2 separate regions of the Homo sapiens genome follow, and region 2 is linked to region 1. Evidence: chromatin loops called from intact Hi-C (ENCODE). Cell type or tissue: PC-3. All regions are shown on one strand. Each heading gives the region's core, and the rest is flanking DNA. Links, peaks and the distances in the headings are about the cores only. Region 1 overlaps LUZP2 (leucine zipper protein 2). Region 2 overlaps LUZP2 (leucine zipper protein 2).

Evidence for each region. Peaks named below come from ENCODE experiments on the same cell type or tissue, not always from the same donor. Only the 100,000 strongest peaks of a DNase experiment are listed, where the experiment ranks them.
Region 2: it touches region 1 in a loop (2.7-fold over the local background); 1 of 110 quality-filtered maps calls a loop at or near these places.

Annotation. Positions count from the first base shown.
Region 1 is chr11:24,506,581-24,510,995 of GRCh38, reverse strand. All of the region lies in intron 1 of LUZP2 (leucine zipper protein 2), which reads right to left. Among named protein-coding and RNA genes, the nearest start is that of LUZP2, 12 kb to the right of the region's middle. In PC-3, for the core only: CTCF peaks have their summits at 1,708 (motif pointing left) and 2,771; no DNase peak of the experiment used is centred there.
Region 2 is chr11:24,633,562-24,637,976 of GRCh38, reverse strand. The region is part of intron 1 of LUZP2 (leucine zipper protein 2); the gene reads right to left. Among named protein-coding and RNA genes, the nearest start is that of LUZP2, 140 kb to the right of the region's middle. RefSeq lists an enhancer at 1-448. In PC-3, for the core only: a CTCF peak has its summit at 2,000; DNase peaks (open chromatin) are centred at 1,426, 1,796 and 2,936; H3K4me3 peaks cover 658 bases; H3K27ac peaks cover 3,712 bases.

The DNA.
Region 1 (4,415 bases), core at 207-4,206:
CAGTGTGTCCTTCCTCCATGCTGCTATTTAGAAGGATGATTTGAACTCTCGTGGCCACCTTGGATCACGAGGGCAAAGACCTCAACAGAGCAACAAGCTGGAAGGAGCTGGGGTCATTACTGACATGGCTAACTTACCCACTTGGCACAGCAGCACAGAGTCAATGGCCAATGGTCCACAATACTTTCTTGGCCCACAAATATTTTAAATTTCTTTTAAAATTAGAATTTTTAAAAATGAATTTTTAGCTTGAAGTAGATAATATTAATATTTTATTCTTTATATGAACATAGTCACAAAACAATATGTTATATAATATAAATGTGGTATACGTATATATATTTAACAGAGTAAGGGTTGATGAAGTTTAAAGTAACTGAAGCCCATGAAAGTTAGAATGCAGCTGTTTGCCCACTTGCTGGCCATGGAGAACCAGCCAGCCCTGGATTTCCTACCTGTTACATAACTTATGTGTGAGAGAACTAAATTTATATCTTGTTTAAGGCATTGTAATTTGGGATTTTCTGACGCATTCCAAAAAACCTGAATCTCAACTGATTAAGGTGGCAAGGGTTGCAGGCAGGTACTTACAGGAACTTATGAAATGTACCCAAGACAATATAGAACCAAAGCCAATATGGCAAAACATGCCAAACATTGCATAGGCACCATCTTCTTTAGTCCTGCCAGGCTGGTACCTGTGGCTTCATCTTCCAAATATAAAAATGGGTAGCATCACAATTTAAATCCTCAGTACACTCTGCTCTTTCGTTTTCTTTCTTTAAGACATAAGAGCTAGCCATTGGGTAACTCTGCCTCCTTTGCACCCCAACTTTCAAGGTTCCAAAGCAACTTTGGTGTTGTGAATGGGGAATTCAGAGCGCTGGGTTTAAGCTACCTGGCTGCCATTACTAAAATTCTCTCCATCTATAAAATGAGGTTATTATGAATTGCTACATAAGATGTTGTGAGGAGTTATGAGCATGTATAACAATTAAAATTAAAACACTATAAAAATGCCAGGTATTATGTCTCCCTCACACATTGCCCACTACCTGTCAAAGCTGTCTTTGAGAATTCACTTAATGTTATGTCACTCAAGTAAAAGAATATATAGGGGAAATGTATACATTATTAAATTTGCAAGTCTATGCTCCTTCGAGAGAAAGGTAGACATAGAGGAAACACTGTAGTGATTACTGGAATCAAGCTAATGATAGTGTGTTACCAAATAAGCCTACTTTCAAGGATAAGTATTCAGAAAAATGCAAGGTATCTATGAGTAATATATTTAAAATAGTTATTAAAATATGCATATAATATATACTACGGAATATATTTATATATTCTGTGTATATAACATATAATATGTTATATATAACCATATTTTTAAGGATAAGTATTCAGAAAAGTGAAAGATGTCTATGAGTAATATATTTATTAAAATATGCATATAATATATACTACATAATACATATACACATTATATATTACATATATAATCTATATACTACATGATATATACTATACCATATATAATATATACCATATGTATACTATATATATCATCTAGTACATATTATATACTTTTTTTAGATACAAATTTCGAGGCAAGTGTATCAGTCTATGAATGAGTTAATTCTAGAACAGTTATGACTGTACTATACTTCACAGTGCCATCTTCTGATTACCAGTGGAAGAACAGTTCCAGCCAAACGACTTTCTAAGAAAAATCTGGCTGTTATTATCATATGGTAAGGCTCTCAAGACAGACCAAATGTGAATGTTGAGTTTGTTGCTTTTCACATCTCTAAAACCAAAGGTGACCCTATTTCCTACATGGAAAGTCTTGAGGTTCAGCATGCAAACAGCGGGCAAGAACCTACTGTGCACTGAACCCTCACTCATCGCACATGTCGCGTGTGTATGACACAAGTTCTTTGTCCCATCATTCTACATGTAGTCCCAACAGCTCCTTAGTTTCTGAGTTACTTCCCAAATATCTAGCCATCAAAAATTTTATTGCTAACTTTTATTGTCTCAGGATCCTGACCTTGAATTAGAATCCTGAGTCTTATGTCTATTAAATCATGGGCTCAAGTCTCATCTCTACCCCTTTTTAATTTTGTGACCTTAGATATGTCAACTTCTGTAATCCTTAATGCCTCATTTTGTAAAGCAAGCACTTCATAAGGCACTGAAAAGCATTAAATAAAGTAACCTTAGACAAATTTGTAGTACTGTTCTTACACATAGAAAACAAGCAGTAACCTTTAGCTACTGTTATAAATTATTTTTAAAAATTAAATTATGAGTCTGAGGAACTGAGACAGCTACCTGGAATCACACAAGTAGAAGATACCAAGCTATAATTAGAACACAGGTCAGCCTGATTCTACACATTTGTTCCTAAGCCCCACAATTAACACTTGGAAGACATCTGGAGCCAGGCAGTAGAAAACCATAGTTCACTGGTATTTTTTAAAAAACAGCCTCCACACATAAAGATATTACCATGCTAATATATGATTATTTTTCTTTTACCACAAAAACAAAATAAATATTTTAGTTAGAACTTTAAAGAAAGGATCTTCTGTCACCTTTAATTGTGAGCTTACCTGAGAAAAAGTAACATTTTGCCTTCCTTCTTTAACTGTATATAAAATTTTGGCTACTTATTTATTTGCGGAAGGGCATGCAACTAGAACCCACAAATGAAGCCAACACAAAAATTTAAGGCCATTCCAGAGCTTCACTTTATATCCTAGGAGGCACTGTAGTACAGTGATTAAGAATGTATGTTCTAGTGCCACCTGGCCTTTGAATTTAGACTCCACTGCTTACCAGTTATAATGTTGGCCAAGTAATCTAATCTCATGTGCCTTAGTTTCTACATCTATAAAATTAGGGCAACATCAGTAATCACCTCAAGGTTTATTGTAAAGATTAACCTGGTTGATGGTATTATATAATTGCTAAGTACTATTCATTTATATTATTATAAATATTATATTATTATTTATATTTTGAGTTTCTTTTTTCACTCTAGGAGAATTAACTAATGATACAGAGTTTAGGCACTAGGGCAATATGACTGGCATAGTTGCACATTCTATTTAATTCACACATTTCTTAGAAAAAAGTGTTTAACATCATGCAAAACCAACCACCATTTAAGGGGAGTAGGGAGAAGATGATCAAAACTTTAATTTTTACCACGTAAATATTACTTCTCCTCATTTTGAAAGTTCAGATTTCCTGCCCCAAGTAGCCTAGAACAAGCATTTATATGGCTTCATGTGTAGGTCTTGGTTTTTTTGCCTCTTTATTATATAACTTGCAGTGATAAAAGCTAGGGAGGGAGAGAAAGTTAAGTGTGAATTCTTTGTAGTTTATCTCAGACATTTCACCTTTTGTCTCATATTTTCTAAATACACTATGCCCCCTGATAAATCCATGTAAATATTTTACACAATTTATTTGAGCATTTTCTCAGCCCTTTAAAGAAAGCTATGTGAGGCGGATAATTATTTTCATTTAAATTGACTGATAAAAGCAGCCTGGAGCACAATGAGATCCTCATTTACTAAATGTATTTATACACATGTGTAAAGGTGTGATTTTTGCCAAAACATCAACATCTTCCCATTCTCCTGACTTCAGCTACAATTTGCATGTTGAGTAAATGGTAAAGAGATGAAAGTATACTAGAGTTTATAGTTCTGCAATACTAGAGCTGTAGTTTCTAAGCTCTCATATACATAGGAAGTTCCATATTAAAATGAAAATTCAATGTCTAGGGTAGGAACTGAAATATGTATTTTTAAGGACCATCACAGGTAATTATCATTCAATTAGAATGAGGAGCATACTTGGAGAAACTAAATTGAGAACATGTATTACCTGGCAAACTTTTGTATTTATAATAAAGGCTTTATTTGGCTGATTTTCAAACTAATGAATATTTTAGCTGATTTATTTTAAGAATATTTTTAATGTACTCTGTCTCACCTATTGAAAACATGCAGTCCTTTGCCAGTATGGTTTAGCTTCTGCTTTCTTATTTGTAGTACTGATTATTACTTTCTTCACTGTACATTTATACAGAGACTAGATTCTATATAGGCAGCCTAATAGTTTCATTCATAAAGCCATTCTTAGAATAATGACCTAGGGTCTGGCCAATTTTTAGCTGGGGGAATATGGGATAGTCATTTAATGAGTGCAAAACTTAGGGGTCCCTAGTGATGAATCATATATGAATATAATGTGTTGTCATAGGTAAGGATTAAGTGACAAAGAGTAAGTAGCTAGCACTTCTACACACACGATTAGTCCTCAGAAATCTTGGTCTAACCTGTAGGTTATCATTCTATAAAATGGCCAACTGAAATAAAGACATATAGAGAACACAC
Region 2 (4,415 bases), core at 123-4,122, 130 kb before region 1:
GACCATGATGGTGACCCTGAGCTGCAAAACCAGTAAGTTTTTATTAGGGATTTTAGAAGGGGAGGGGATGTACGAACAGGAAGTAGGTCACAGGGATCACATGCTTCAAAGGGCAATAAAAGATCACAAGGCAAAAGGTAAAATTAGAATTATTGATGAGGGTCTGTGTCCCTCTGTGCACTCATTGTCTTGATAAACATCTTCAGGAAACAGGGTGCAAGAGCACAGAACCGGTCTGACTAGAATTCACCAGGCTGGAATTTCCCAATCCTAGTAAGCCTGAGGGCACTGCAGGAGACCAGGGCATATTTCAGTCCTTATTATCAATCACATAAGACAGACACCCCTAGAGCGGCCGTTCATAGACCGCCCCCCAGGAATGCATTCCTTCCCCAGGGTTATTCCTTGAAGGGAAAAGAATTCAGCAATATCTCTCCTACTCGCTTTCTGCAAGGAGAAAAATATGGCTCTATTCTGCCCGACCCCACAGGCAGTCAGATCTTATGGTTATCTTTCCTTGTTCTCTGAAAATAGCTGTTATTCTGTTCTTTTTCAGGGTGCACTGATTTCATATTGTTCAAATACACGTTTTACCAACAATTTGTACAGTTAACTCAATCATCACAGGGTCCTGAGGTGACATACATCCTCAGCTTACAAAGATGATGGGATTAAGAGATTAAAGACAGACATAAGAAATTATAAAAGTATTAATTTGGGGAACTGATAAATGTCCATGAAATCTTCACAATTTATGTTCTTCTTCCTAGGCTCCAGCCGATCTCTCTGTTCGGGGTCCCTGACTTCCCACAACAATTTTATAATGCTTTTATATTTCTAACACTCTGCTCATCCTCTACAATTTTTGTTTTATAGATTTTTAAGATTTTGAATTTTATACCAAAAGATTATATATTAATGTAACATCAAGATTTTCCCTTTTTAAACTGTTAATCAACATTTTTAGCTTTCTATTTTATCACCTTAACACTGATAGTTTTTAATATATATTCTATAATTTTTATATTTAAAATTCAATTGAAGCATCTTTTTTTATAAGCAAAAATTGGCTTATATCATTTTTATTTGTTGGAATTTCATGTCTGTTTGCCCTCTGTTCTTTCATATTACCTCATGTAAAAAATTTTATTTTTAATCTTGCTTTATTTTCTATATTTTCTTATGTCTCTGGTTAAGTGTGTGTGAGCTGAGCTCTGACGAATTATTTGAAGGGTGATAGGAAAGAAGTGTAGACACCATTTTAATAGTTTTCAAAGTATGCCAGGCAAGTGAAGATTGTGGGCTGGATTCATGTTACTTGTGGACAACGTTAGTTGTGCCAATGTAGAAAATATGATATGCATTTACGTGTGTAAATCAACTAAGGATGAATAACACCCTGTGGTGGTCATTGTTTGAAGTACTTAACATATATTATCACATTTTATACTCCCACAATGATATGAGCTAATATTTGCCCCCACTTTATCAATGGGGAAAATCTGATGTGCAGAGAAATCACTCATTTTATAACAGAGTGCTCTGGATTTGAGCCCAAGCAGTCTAGGTTCAGAATCCACCCTCTTAACCCCTGTATTATAAGTAAGCATGCTATCTATGCCTTAGCTCCAGGTTGATTATATTTAATTACTTATTGTTTTGAATAGGGAATGTTTTTACCAGTGTAGGTATTTGTTGAAAAGTAGTATTGATAGAGAACTGATAAATATGCTGTGGCTGAAACTGTCTCCAATTGGGGATGATGATATGACTCAGAATGCCATCATACCATAAATGAGGCAGATAATGATCAGTGTTCTCTTACAGTGTGTAGTTCCATTGGACAAATAAAAAAATCTTCCTGGTTCCCAGACAAACCCCACTTATTTTAGGTTATTTATTTTTTACAGGTAACTGAGTCAATTTATTTTTTCTCGACTGACAATAATCAGAAGTTCCAGAGTAGATTGCCACCCAGTGTGATTTCTTCAAGCCACCACACTGACAATATGTAAGGATAGCATGTCTCTGCAGTACTTTTCCCCAGTTCCACTTTTGCTGTTATTCCGCAGAGTCACCTTGTGCTTAGACCAGCTTGCAAAGTCTACCTGCACCGCAGGCCTTGTATTTCAAGTAAAGTATTGCTGTGGGGCCTCTTAAGGCATTGAGATCCACTTTTAGTCAACGCTGTCTGTGGGCCTCAAATGTTCTCCCCAGCACTCTGCGTTGATTTGTTTCAAGTTTCACAGGGTCTGACAGCTTCTTTTCTCTCCAAATTTCATTACAGATGAGGTTTTAAAATGTATAACTTTGTTTTCAGTTGTTTTATAGAAGACAGTGAGATAGAAATGCCTGTATTCTGACATCTTTAACCAAGTTATCATTAGTTTAATTTAATTTAAATTGATTACTTAAGGATAAACAGCATACTTTGCATAGAAATGTACTGAAAATGACATTTGACTGTCTTTAGTTTGGTGACAAAATATATTTTAATGTAGATTGAAATGTGTTTATTTCTTATGACTTGTGAATACACACACACACACACACACTCTTTTCTGATTTGAGGTTTAAAATCTTACATGTTGCTTATAACATGTTGTTCAAAAATCAATTTTTTAATGCCAATTATTTTTATCATTTTAATGTCAAGATAAGATCAAGTGTTTGCATTTTTTTGGTAATGCTCCTATACAAATTATAAATAGTGTCATATTTCTTTTTATTTACAAAAATAAAAAGTGAAATTGGTAGATTTATTTCATTATCTTTTATAATTTTTTTTTATTTGTATTTATTTAAAGGGTACAAGTGCAGTTTTGTTACATGGGTATGTTGACCAGTGGTGAAATCTGGACTTTTAGTGTAACCATCTCATTAACATTGTACATTTTACCCATTAAATAATGTCTCATCCCTCACCCCCATCCCACGCTTCCTGGTAAAAGGTAACAAGGATATCTTTAGGTTATGTTTAACGTTATTATTATGACTAACAGAGATCAAATGAGAGACTGATTTATTTTGAGCTGAGTAACAAGTGTGTTCATCTCATCTCCAGTACAGATCATCCATGCTTACTAGGTTCATACTGAGAAGCCTGTATCTGTTCCAAGTCACAGAAAATAAATAAAGCAATTATTCTATTTGATGTTGTGTTTTTAAAAAATGATAACAAAATCCAGTACCGCCTTTAATTTTGTGAACTCAAGCCCTTTCACCTTGCACCTGCAAACTCAAATGCCTTGACCAGGCTCATAATGCAAACGAGTAAACAGAATCAGCTGCAAAACAAACAGCTCTATGGTCAGTTTATTGCTCATTTACTTTTTTTTTTTTTTGAAGTTATAAATCCAGAAAAAATTAACTTTAAAAAAGCAGTAATGCAAAACACTAGGAGAACTTGAAGATGATACTTAGTTACAGTATGGGGGAAAAAATAGGGAATGAGATCTTGAAAAACCAGAAAGAAAATGCTTGATCTCTCTGTGTTATCGATAGCTGGCATATCTTGGCTTATCTTCTGATATGTAATTTTTAGCCACTACCTCAATGAAAATAAACTATGTGGACCAATTCTGTGATAGCCATACAAAGACAATCTAGATGGGAGCTACCAGTTTAGGACCTCTACCATAATGTTTGTATCTGATTATGGTATACATTACCACCCTTGTAATATGGAATAGTACTTCCAGGGTATCTGTGCCACATTTTGAAAATTATGCTGTTTTTATTGCCATGTTTCACCAATATTTTGCCTTTAAGTTCTTAGATTTATTTTTTCTAAGTCATACATGAACTCATATAATTCTCACAAAAATTCATTTACATATAAGATGACTGAAGTAGAGGGTTAAGTAATTTGCTCAAGATCATACTTCTAGTAAGTTTGATTGCTATAGAAAACCCAATAATTCTGTCTTCAGAGTCTCAGCTCTTCATTTATTTGCTTTAATAGTTAAACAGGTTTAGACTTTATTGTCCTTTAATAGACAGACTATATATACACACACACACACACACACACACACGTGTGTTAGACTAAAAAAATACATTTTAATAATTTTTTTCAAATTTGAAGGATGTCAAGAGTGATGATTACAAAGCATAAGAATGTAATTAATGTATATCTTTTATAGAAAGTTAATGGTTCATTTTGTGAGCAGAAAATAAATTCATGCAGTTGCTATATAATCCTATAAATATAAGCAGCCACCTCTTGAGATATTAATTCATTCATTATGAGATAGAAAACATCATACTTAAATATATAAAAGGTCAACATTAACAATGTATATTTTCTCTATAAAACTTTTTATAAAAGTAAATTGTGATTATTTTAAACATATTTTATTCTGAATTATATTACTTGCCTAAAATTTTGAGCTTATACCTTCAAGAATTTCTTT